Linked DNA regions of Mus musculus: region 1 is linked to region 2. Evidence: chromatin contacts called from ENCODE POLR2A ChIA-PET data. All regions are on one chromosome and are shown on one strand. Each heading gives the region's core, a stretch centred on a gene start or an enhancer-like site at or near the end of the contact. The rest is flanking DNA. Distances are from core to core; before and after follow the strand shown. Region 1 has its middle 28 kb from the start of 1700016C15Rik. Region 2 holds the start of Zbtb18 (zinc finger and BTB domain containing 18).

What was found. ChIA-PET counts read pairs that join two places held with the same protein, here RNA polymerase II (POLR2A).
Region 1: POLR2A ChIA-PET joins it to region 2 with 17 read pairs in Patski. The contact joins the enhancer-like site here to the promoter of Zbtb18 in region 2. POLR2A ChIA-PET finds 5 or more read pairs at or near these places in 3 of 5 experiments (Patski and embryonic stem cell).

The regions. Positions count from the first base shown.
Region 1 is chr1:177,700,008-177,704,366 of GRCm38, forward strand. No RefSeq gene overlaps it. Among named protein-coding and RNA genes, the nearest start is that of 1700016C15Rik, 28 kb to the right of the region's middle. Within about 2 kb of position 2,671, at least 2 of the 3 ENCODE cell types and tissues checked have a DNase peak (open chromatin) inside an H3K27ac peak, as active enhancers do.
Region 2 is chr1:177,440,633-177,445,126 of GRCm38, forward strand. It overlaps Zbtb18 (zinc finger and BTB domain containing 18), which reads left to right and starts at 1,719. Exons shown (of 2, transcript NM_001355099.1): 1 at 1,719-1,963.

The DNA.
Region 1 (4,359 bases), core at 1,421-3,920, 260 kb after region 2:
AAAAACATTAAAAAGCAAAATTAAGAGTTTCCAAATGAGGGCTACGTCAGTAAGCACCATGCTGGTTTGTTTCCAAAGCACTAAGCTATCTGCAGGGTTTCCTCATCTGGGAAAGCACGGGAGAGGGCTTCAGTTACTCATGTATATAGCCTTCCTTTCCTTTTAGACTTTTATCTGGTTTTGTTTTTCAAGACAAGGTAGCCCTGGCTACCCAGGAACTCACTCCATAGACCATGCTGGCTTCAAAGTCAGAATTCCTCCCGCCTCTGCCTCCCTGAGTGCTGGGATGAAGGGTTTGCACCAGCACAGCCCGACCCTGTAGACTACTAAAGATTGTTATCCTTATTCATCTCTGATCTCTCCGCCTCCCCTTCAGCAGGGCCCTGTACCTGTTCAAAGGTCAAAAATTATGTTTTTGAATAAGACCCACAGTGGTGAGTCCCTGATAGAGTCAGGAGTAGCTGAGGCTGGAAGTGCATATGGATAGATTCTGGATTATATGTATAGATTCTTACTATAGAGTCACATTTGGCAGGTGTTTACTGGGCTCCTCCTTACAAGCCAGACTTAGTGTGCATTCTCAGGCCACTGAGCAAAGCTTCAGAGAGCCACCGGAAGGAAGCCTTCCCACTCGGGCGGATGGAGACATGAGGAGTCTATGAACCCTCTAGAAAACAGAGACAAGACAAACACTCGCCTGGTTTCCCCCACACTCCTCGAGCTCCTTTCATGGTTCTGTTTCCTCTGTGAGTTCTTTGTTTGGTTCCAGCAGCTGTAAGAGCACAATCAGGCAGCTGCACAGGCCTTGGCCACGTGCTACGCCATACTGCTGTGACAGAAATGCAGAGGAGCAAATGGGCACTCACCAAAGGGACAAACACAGGCACAGTTTGCTGCCTGAGTATCTGCCGGTGGTGACTGATCTAGTGCCATGAGAGGTCCATTGATCCCTCTTGACCTATCACCTCAGAAGGGAACCCCAGGGTAGACGAGAGCATGGGGAAAGAACATGTCTCAGGACTCTGGGGTCTGTTGAAGCCTCCAGTCCCTGAGAATGGAGACTTTTAGCATGGGGACTGGAGGACAAAACACTGGAGTTTGGGTCCCAGAGTCCACCTGTAACCCTAGTGCTCAGGAGGTCGTCGAGACTCACACAACAGAGGTGCTAGGAACCAAACTCTAAGAGCAGCAGGAAACCTTAACTGCTGAGCCACCTCTACAGCTCCTGCTACTTCTTTTATATAGATATAGACAATAAAGCTGTTTTCTATACAGTTACTCAAATAAGGATGTTAAGGTAGCAATAAACCATGCTTAAGGCTGAGAACCTATGACCTTAGTATGACGTTTCTCCTTTCCCAGAGGTTTCCTGAGAATCTCACAAACCAGTAACTTTTGCTAACAGTGAGAGCATCTTCATTTTCCATGCAAGCCTGGGACTCAGGGTGTCACCCTGTCAGCTGTAATCTTGTTCATGTCCTCCAGGAACTCACTACCCACCAAAACTCTGGATATGGCCGTTGTAAAGTAAAACTGAGCTCCATTTATCTATCTATCTATCTATCTATCTATCTATCTATCTATCTATCTATCTATTTACACTCCAGCTTTTATCCCCCCCACCCCCGAGCGCCCTCTTGAGACACTCACATTCCAGTGGGCCATATACTTTCCTCCTCTTATAAACCCCAGCTCGGAGACATATCTGCTCTGCATGAAATCTTTTTTACAGCGAAATCAATAGTACTGCCTCACCTGTGTGCAGAGCTCTGAAAAGAACTCCGGAGGCCTGGCGGCAGGACGTGGTGGCTCACTCCTCAAATCCCAGCCCTCAGGAGGCAGAAGCAGGAGATGACTGTAAATTCAAGGCCCGCCTGGTATACACAGAAAGCTTCAAGTCAGTCAAGGCTCTACAGTGAGGCTCTGTGTGAAAAAGAACACCATGGCTGCTGCAAGCAACAACATAGACATATACATGCCTCCTGTTCCCTAACCACTGATGACATCACCACCTCAGGCCTGTCACACAGGGACCCAAATTTAGACATGAGCTTTGGAGGGGACATCCTTATGTGGGCAGCATCGGAATCATGAGGGCATATGATATACAGTATACAGGGGTGTGACATGAGACAGGACTGAATACCCCAGCTTAGGGATGGAGACAGGGGACCGGCTGCTCATCTTAGCCTACACATTGAGACATTACTCTTAGAAATAGGAAAAAGGGGCAGGGTGAATAAGTAATTGTTGCAAGTAATAAGAAAGCTATTTCCTAATCTTAAAGTGACAAGTGTTAGGCAAGCCCAGTTTTACTAAGGTCTTGAGTTCGTTTGATAGTGAAACTTCCCAAAATGCTAAGGAAGATGGCTACCACATCTTCAGCATGCAGGGGCAGACGACAGCCCAACCGACCCTGTTCCCCCCTTAGTCTGACATCTTGCATGGAGGATAAGACTTTACTAAATCCTCTCCAAGTTCCAAGGGATCCTGTGAGAAGGGGGCTTTCACAGGGTCACACAGAGTTCTATGCTCTGTCCCTGAAGCCATCTAAGAACTGCAATGAGCCACAGTAGCCCCTGTGTGGCAGCCTGGCGTCAGGTCATGATTGAGAGTAAAGTTCTCCTTGCTTCCCTCTGTGGTTTTATACCCTGGGCAATGAACCAAGGGGAGCCCAGGAGCTTCTGCGAGGCGTTGCAGCTCCCACCCGCAGTGGCCCCTCTACAAAGGCCATGTCAGCGACTGATGCCTGCAGGGGCTCCTTCCTCGCCACCACCTCACTTGCTTCCGTTCTTCCCTAAGTCGCTCCATCTCTTCTCTTTCCAACTAGCCTGTCTTCCCACCCTTTGCTGACTCCGAAAAATGTGGGTCTCCACTCGGGCAGCAAACCACAAGAAGCCTCGAGTCTGCCTGGGCACAGAAGAAAGATCTCTTGGAAGAGTCCCTTGAGCACTAGTTTCTCAAATTAACAGGGTGGGAGAGAAACGAATCCGAGCAGCAGTGGCGGCAGAAAATGGGACATTGCTGCCACCTAGAGGCAACCAGCCTCAAATTCAGAAACTCTGGACCAGCCCAAGCTTGCTTGAAAGCCCTCCCTTGGGAGCCAGACAAGTCAGTAATGAAATTTCCAGGACGAGCAGGAGGCATCCCTGTCTCTCATCCAGCCATCGAATCTGTGGCTACAACAGTCTACAACAGACTTGAGAGTCAGTAGCTCTGTAAGGAAAGATGACTCGGAGACAAAGGGATGCATTTGACACAGGGACGAGAGAGAGGAGAGAGAGAGAGAGAGAGAGAGAGAGAGAGAGAGAGAGAGAGAGAGAGAGAGAGAGAGAGAGATTGTCTTGGGATTGTCAGAGCCTGCCCTGCTGGTCTGCACAGGTTTTCCCCTAATGGCCCTGGGATTCACAATACTCCAAGGAGCAAATGAATAGGGAAAATAGAAACCTCTATGAGGATGGCTTTGGCCTTCCTCTGAGTCCCCAGTCACTTCTGCCAGCAGCCGCTAGAGAACAGGATTTAAGTATTCATTGTTGTAATATTACATAATTTGTTTCTCTCTCCTTCCAAAAATGGAGTACGCTGAGCAGTTTTCCCTGAGTCACTGAGTCATGGAAAGTTTACCATTAGTTCTGCTTCCTTCCTAATGACTAACACTTTCTTAAGAAAGTTTTCAAAGATGGATAGATGACTCAGCAGGTGAAGGTGCTTGTGGCACAAGCCTGACTAAGTTCAGTCCCCAGAACCCCCTTAAAGGTGGAAGAATATGACCGCTGGCACACTCTACAGGGCTAAGGAGCAATATGTGTAATACATCTATAAGATTCCAAATGAAAAACACACTGTATTCATGCTATAGATTTCCAAGCCTTCTTGGATAATACCCAGTAAAAGCACAGTACAGCATGCAGATAGAAGATCTCCAGGAGACAGGTGTAAAACCCTACTTTGACACATAGGTGGGTCTTTTTAAACCAGGCCCTTCCTTCAGACTGGGGTTTGATCCCTGCAGACTTGCAGGGCAGCTGCACATTTTCCAGCCTTCTGGACTGTATACATTTCTGATCTTTTCCTCTGGGTCCTGCACATCCTGTCTCCATAGGATGCTGCTTTCTCTGCCTCTCAGAGCCTCAGTAGCAATGCACCCTCTCTTTCTCCTGGGGTTCTCACCCAGAGTACCCAATCATAACCCAGGGGAGTGTTCAGATAGAAAAAAACAAAACAAAACAAAACACCAGGATTCCTATGAGTCGGTGAGAGAGCAAGCTTGGAAACAATTATCACTAAGAAATTTCTTGTGACAGATTCAAGAAACAGGAAGCAGTGGGGTAAAGGGAGAGGTGTTTGACTGGGTCTGTT
Region 2 (4,494 bases), core at 469-2,968:
TACATGTGAGTTCCAGAACAGTAAGGACCATCTAATGCAGAGACCCTGTCTCAAACAGCCAAATCAAACTACAACAAACACCACCTGTAAACTCCCAAAATGTCTAAACAAATTGAGAGTGGGTCTTTCTTCTGGGAAGCACGGGGGGGGGGGGGGTAAGAAATTCGGGTTGAATCTGAGGATGCCCCTGAGGCCCGCCCTCCCCCCCCCGCCCTCCCCCCCCCCCCCCGCCCCCATCCATCATGAGGATTTAAGAGATTTGAGGAAAGAGTAGAAACCATTACTGTTTCCAACAGAATATCAAAGTTTTGGGAACTTGGCGTAGTATGTGTGTTCATTAGCAATTCAATATGTCTGATTTGCCCACACAATTACTTTCAACTTCTTTACTAGTTTGTCCTGGAAGAAAGAGAAAGCAGATTTTGCTCAGCTGCAAGGTTTCCTGGTGAGTTGGTTAGCAACCAGGCTTGCCAGTCAGCGTTCACATAGCAAACAGTAAACACATTTCATTTAGACAATTACTAGTGTGTTGACTTCCTCGCTATGCACTTTTCTTATTGTCTTGAATCATTCTCTCCCCTGCTTGTTACTCAACTTTTTACTTGTGTGTTATTCTTGCCTTCCATTATCTTGAGGGCAGAAATTTTCTACATTTCCTCTTTGCTGGTTAGGCACAAAGAACAGGTAAGGAAGAAGTTTATCTGAAGGGAGAGAGGTGCAACACAAAATAAGGTCTCTCCCTTCCTTACAAAGCCGTGGCTCCTTACGCACCAATTAAGGAACAGACTAAAGCGTCTACAAGTATCAATCTCACTGGAAAGGTCTAAGACTGGTCTCGGGGCAGTGTCTTTGCTTGTCACGGAGAGTACAGACGGGACGCGGGGATCGTGAAAAGAAACGCAGCTGCAACTTGAACAGAGGACGCCGGGGAAAGGCGCCTCTCACAGCCGCTAGGAGCTTGTAGCTCGCATGCACCTGGCGACCGACTCGGCAGGCCGGAGGCGGCGCGTCCCTGAGGAGAACGGGGCCTGGGCGAGCACCGCAGGAGGGCCAGACCCAGCGGCCCCAGGCTGGCCCTGGCCAGCTGCGGCCCCGCGCGCTCGGCCTCCCCGGGACACCTGCCCCGAGAAAAAGTATACTTATGGCCGTCGCGGTGCACGCGGACTCGCTCGCTCCACACCCCCAGAGCGCGCTTGTCTCCAGCCGGGAAGCAGGCCCCTCCCCGCGCAGCTGTCGCCGCCGCCTGCGGGCTCCTTTCACTTTCTCACGGCCAAGTCACCCAGAGGGGAGCCACTGCCGCCGCTACTGCCGCCGCCGCCGCCGCCGCGGTCCGCGAGCTCCGCCCCTCCCCGAGAAGACCACGCCCACCCAACAGTCGCCGTCTGCGATTGGCGCGCGCAAGCGGCAGCTCCTGACCGCCACTCCTATTGGTCGAGCTGCCCCGTCAGTCCCGCCGCTTCTCCGCCCTCCCGGAACACCGCGCTTCTACTGGGCGCCACCGAGGCCGGGGGCGGGCCAGAGACCGGGGCCCGCCGCTTTCGCTCAATCGCTGAGCGGCCGGCAAGGGGCGGCCCGGTCGGGCGGGGCCACATCTGGGCCGCGCCGCCGCGTGCGTGCGTGTGCGTCGTCCGCCCCCCGCCCGCGCCCCGCCCGCCCCGCCCCCCGGCCCGGCGCCGCGCTCGCCCGCCCGCCCGCCCGCTCCCGCCCGTGCGTCTGGCAGGCTGCGGCCGCCGCTGGGCTGCTGCCATGGGGAGCCGTTGAAAGAGTGGGGCCCTGTGGCTCGGCCGCGCGCCTCAGGCTGCCAGCGCGGGCGGGGGGCGGCGGGGGCGCGCGGGGCCCGGGCCGGGGCCGGCGGGCGGGCGGGGGCCGGCGGAGGACGCCCACAAGTCCAGCGGCGGCGGCGGCGGCAGAGGAGGAGGAGGAGGAGGACGCGGCGGGGACGCGGCGACTCGGGCCGCTCCGTGTGAGTCCCCGCGCCCGCCCTGCCCCGCTGCCGACCGTGGGCTCCCGCCGGGCGGAGTTAGTTAGTGTGGCGGAGGGCAGGCGGTGCGGGCTCGCCTCGCCTCGCCTGGCCGCGCTCCCCGGCCGGTGCAGCTGCGGCGCGGGGCGGACTCGGTGCAGCTGCGGCGGCGCCTCCCGGTGCGGAGGGCGGGCGGGCGGGCGGGGGAGGGGGCCGGGCCGCCGCAGCTGCAGCGCCCGGGACGGCCGCGGCTCCGGGGCCGGTGCAGCTGCAGGGCCGGGGGAGGGGGAGGGCGCGGCGCCCGGGTTGCGGTTGCCGGGAGGCCCCGGGGGCTGGCGCGCGGCGGCGGCGACGGGGGAGCGGTCGCCGCGCCGCTTCTTGCGACTTTTCTTTTGTTGTTGCCGCGACCGGGGTCTGTTTTCTCGGCCGTTGTGGAAGGTGCTTTCCTGCTGCACCGGCTCTCTGCCCTGCACCTTCTTCCCCGTGGTTTCACCCTTCCTCTTTCCCTGAAGTGCTTTATGCACCGCGAACTGCGGGAAGATTTGCATCTCCTCTCCCACCCCTGAACCTCACACACACACCCGGGGCACCCTGCCCCCACCTCTGAAAAACAAACCCCCTAACCTCACAGAACCTCCGAGGGTCCGCGGTAGCGGTGGACGGGTCGATCCGTGGAGTGGATGTCTTCGGGCCATTGCGGTGCTTGGGACTCATTAAACTGTCACTCACCCCCACCACCACCCCACTGGGTAAACTGGGTGATTAATGTCGGATATAGTGGAATGGGGCGAGGGCATCTGTGGAAAAGAGGGTGTGTGTGTGGCAGGGAAGTAATGTGTCTATCTGCACAGAGTGCCTCCCGAACGAGTTCAGAATTGTGTCATTCACCGCGAAGTTAGAGAAAGTTAGGTTTGTGACTCGTGAGCGAGAGCAGAACACAGTTGGGGTTTTGTTCTCTAGCTCCCTGCCTCTGTTTTCTAAGCGAGCCTAAGTGGTTGTCGCCTGGGTTGGGACGCTTGTGCCTCAGGCCCCAACTTCTTTTTTCTACTCTCCAACCTCCCAAGGGTCGGTGGAGATGTGTCTGATATTCATAGATGTCGCAGCACCTTGCAGGGCACCCAGCGACCCAGCCCCGGTTACATTAACATTACATCAGCCATTAGAAAAGATCCACAAACTGTAGCCAAAAAAAGTTCCCAAAGTCTACACTTGGCCTCCCAACCCTCCTGGTGATCACAACCCCTTTCCCCAAAGTTATAGAGACCAAGGGCAAGACAAAAGTGACTTTTCTGAGCAGGAAGACAAGCTGTGTGGTCAAACAACCATTCTAAGTGACTGTAGCAGGTTTTGTCAGTTTATTAATTTGCCTCATTGAACTAAAATACTTTCCAGTATTTCAGAAGTGCAGTTTGAGTTTGTTGATGCTGAAAGTGGAAATTTGCACTAACGGTGGCAGTGTGAACTATTTTCCTGAGAGGTAGATCCAGATAAATTGCTTAGGTAAGAGTAAAACAATAAGGTGAACCACGCTGAAGTAATAGTTCTTAATAAGTCTGCCAACATTTCGGAGATGTCTGCCATTATCTCCGCAGGGGAAGGGGGAAAAACATGCTGTAATAATGTTGAAATGGGACTAGAGATGTCAAATGGGTTGGTTTAAAAATATCCCTAAGCTGCCTTTGAAACTAGACGTTGGAGTTGAATAAAAGTGAATGTGGGTTTCCTGAATAGCACCGAGCTCGAGTGTGCTGTCATATGTAAGCCAGTCCACCAACTTGAGGCAGAAGTGTTGCGATTCCATAAATACAGTAGGACTCCATATGCTGAGCTTTTCAATTTCTTCTGTTAGAAAGTTTGGGGGGAAAAAGGAAGACTTTGAAGTATTTTGTTTATACTAACAGAAGAGAAAAGTTCTCCTAAGAAAAAGCTGGTGGCAGGAGTGTAGAGGAGTAGCATATGGCATTAAAGGAGCACAGCTGGAGGTAGCATTTCCATCTGAACATGATGTCAGAGCAGCTGACAGCCTGCCATCCCTCAGCCTTTTATTCTAACACACAGACAGGGAGTTAGTGTGTGCGGATCTGTGGTGGAGAAGGTATCTCATTCCTCTCCAACATCATCTCCACTTTGCATCTGTCTCTCTTAGTCTGCTTTTTTTCCACCGATGTAACAGACCTGCAGCCAGCAAGACTCCGAGGGAAGGACTTAATCAAGTTTATGTGTCCTAAAGGTAGGAGTAGCAGGAGATTAGGCTGAGCATCTTTGTGTTTGGGTGTTTTATTTAATTTTTTTTAAAATCACATTACTTTTCTAATCCACTTTATAAATAATATGTGAAATTGAGCATGAAGTGATGGTCTTACTGGATTGAAAGTCTTGGGCTTGCTTGGTTTACGATTTTATTTCTTCTATTTGAGCAAGTAAATAACTTTAATACACAAAAATATTTCAAGTTTTCAGATGGTAAGAAACGCTCTGGAATATGGCTTTTGGAGCTCACTGTGGATTAAGATGTCTTTTGTTCACTGCTGTTT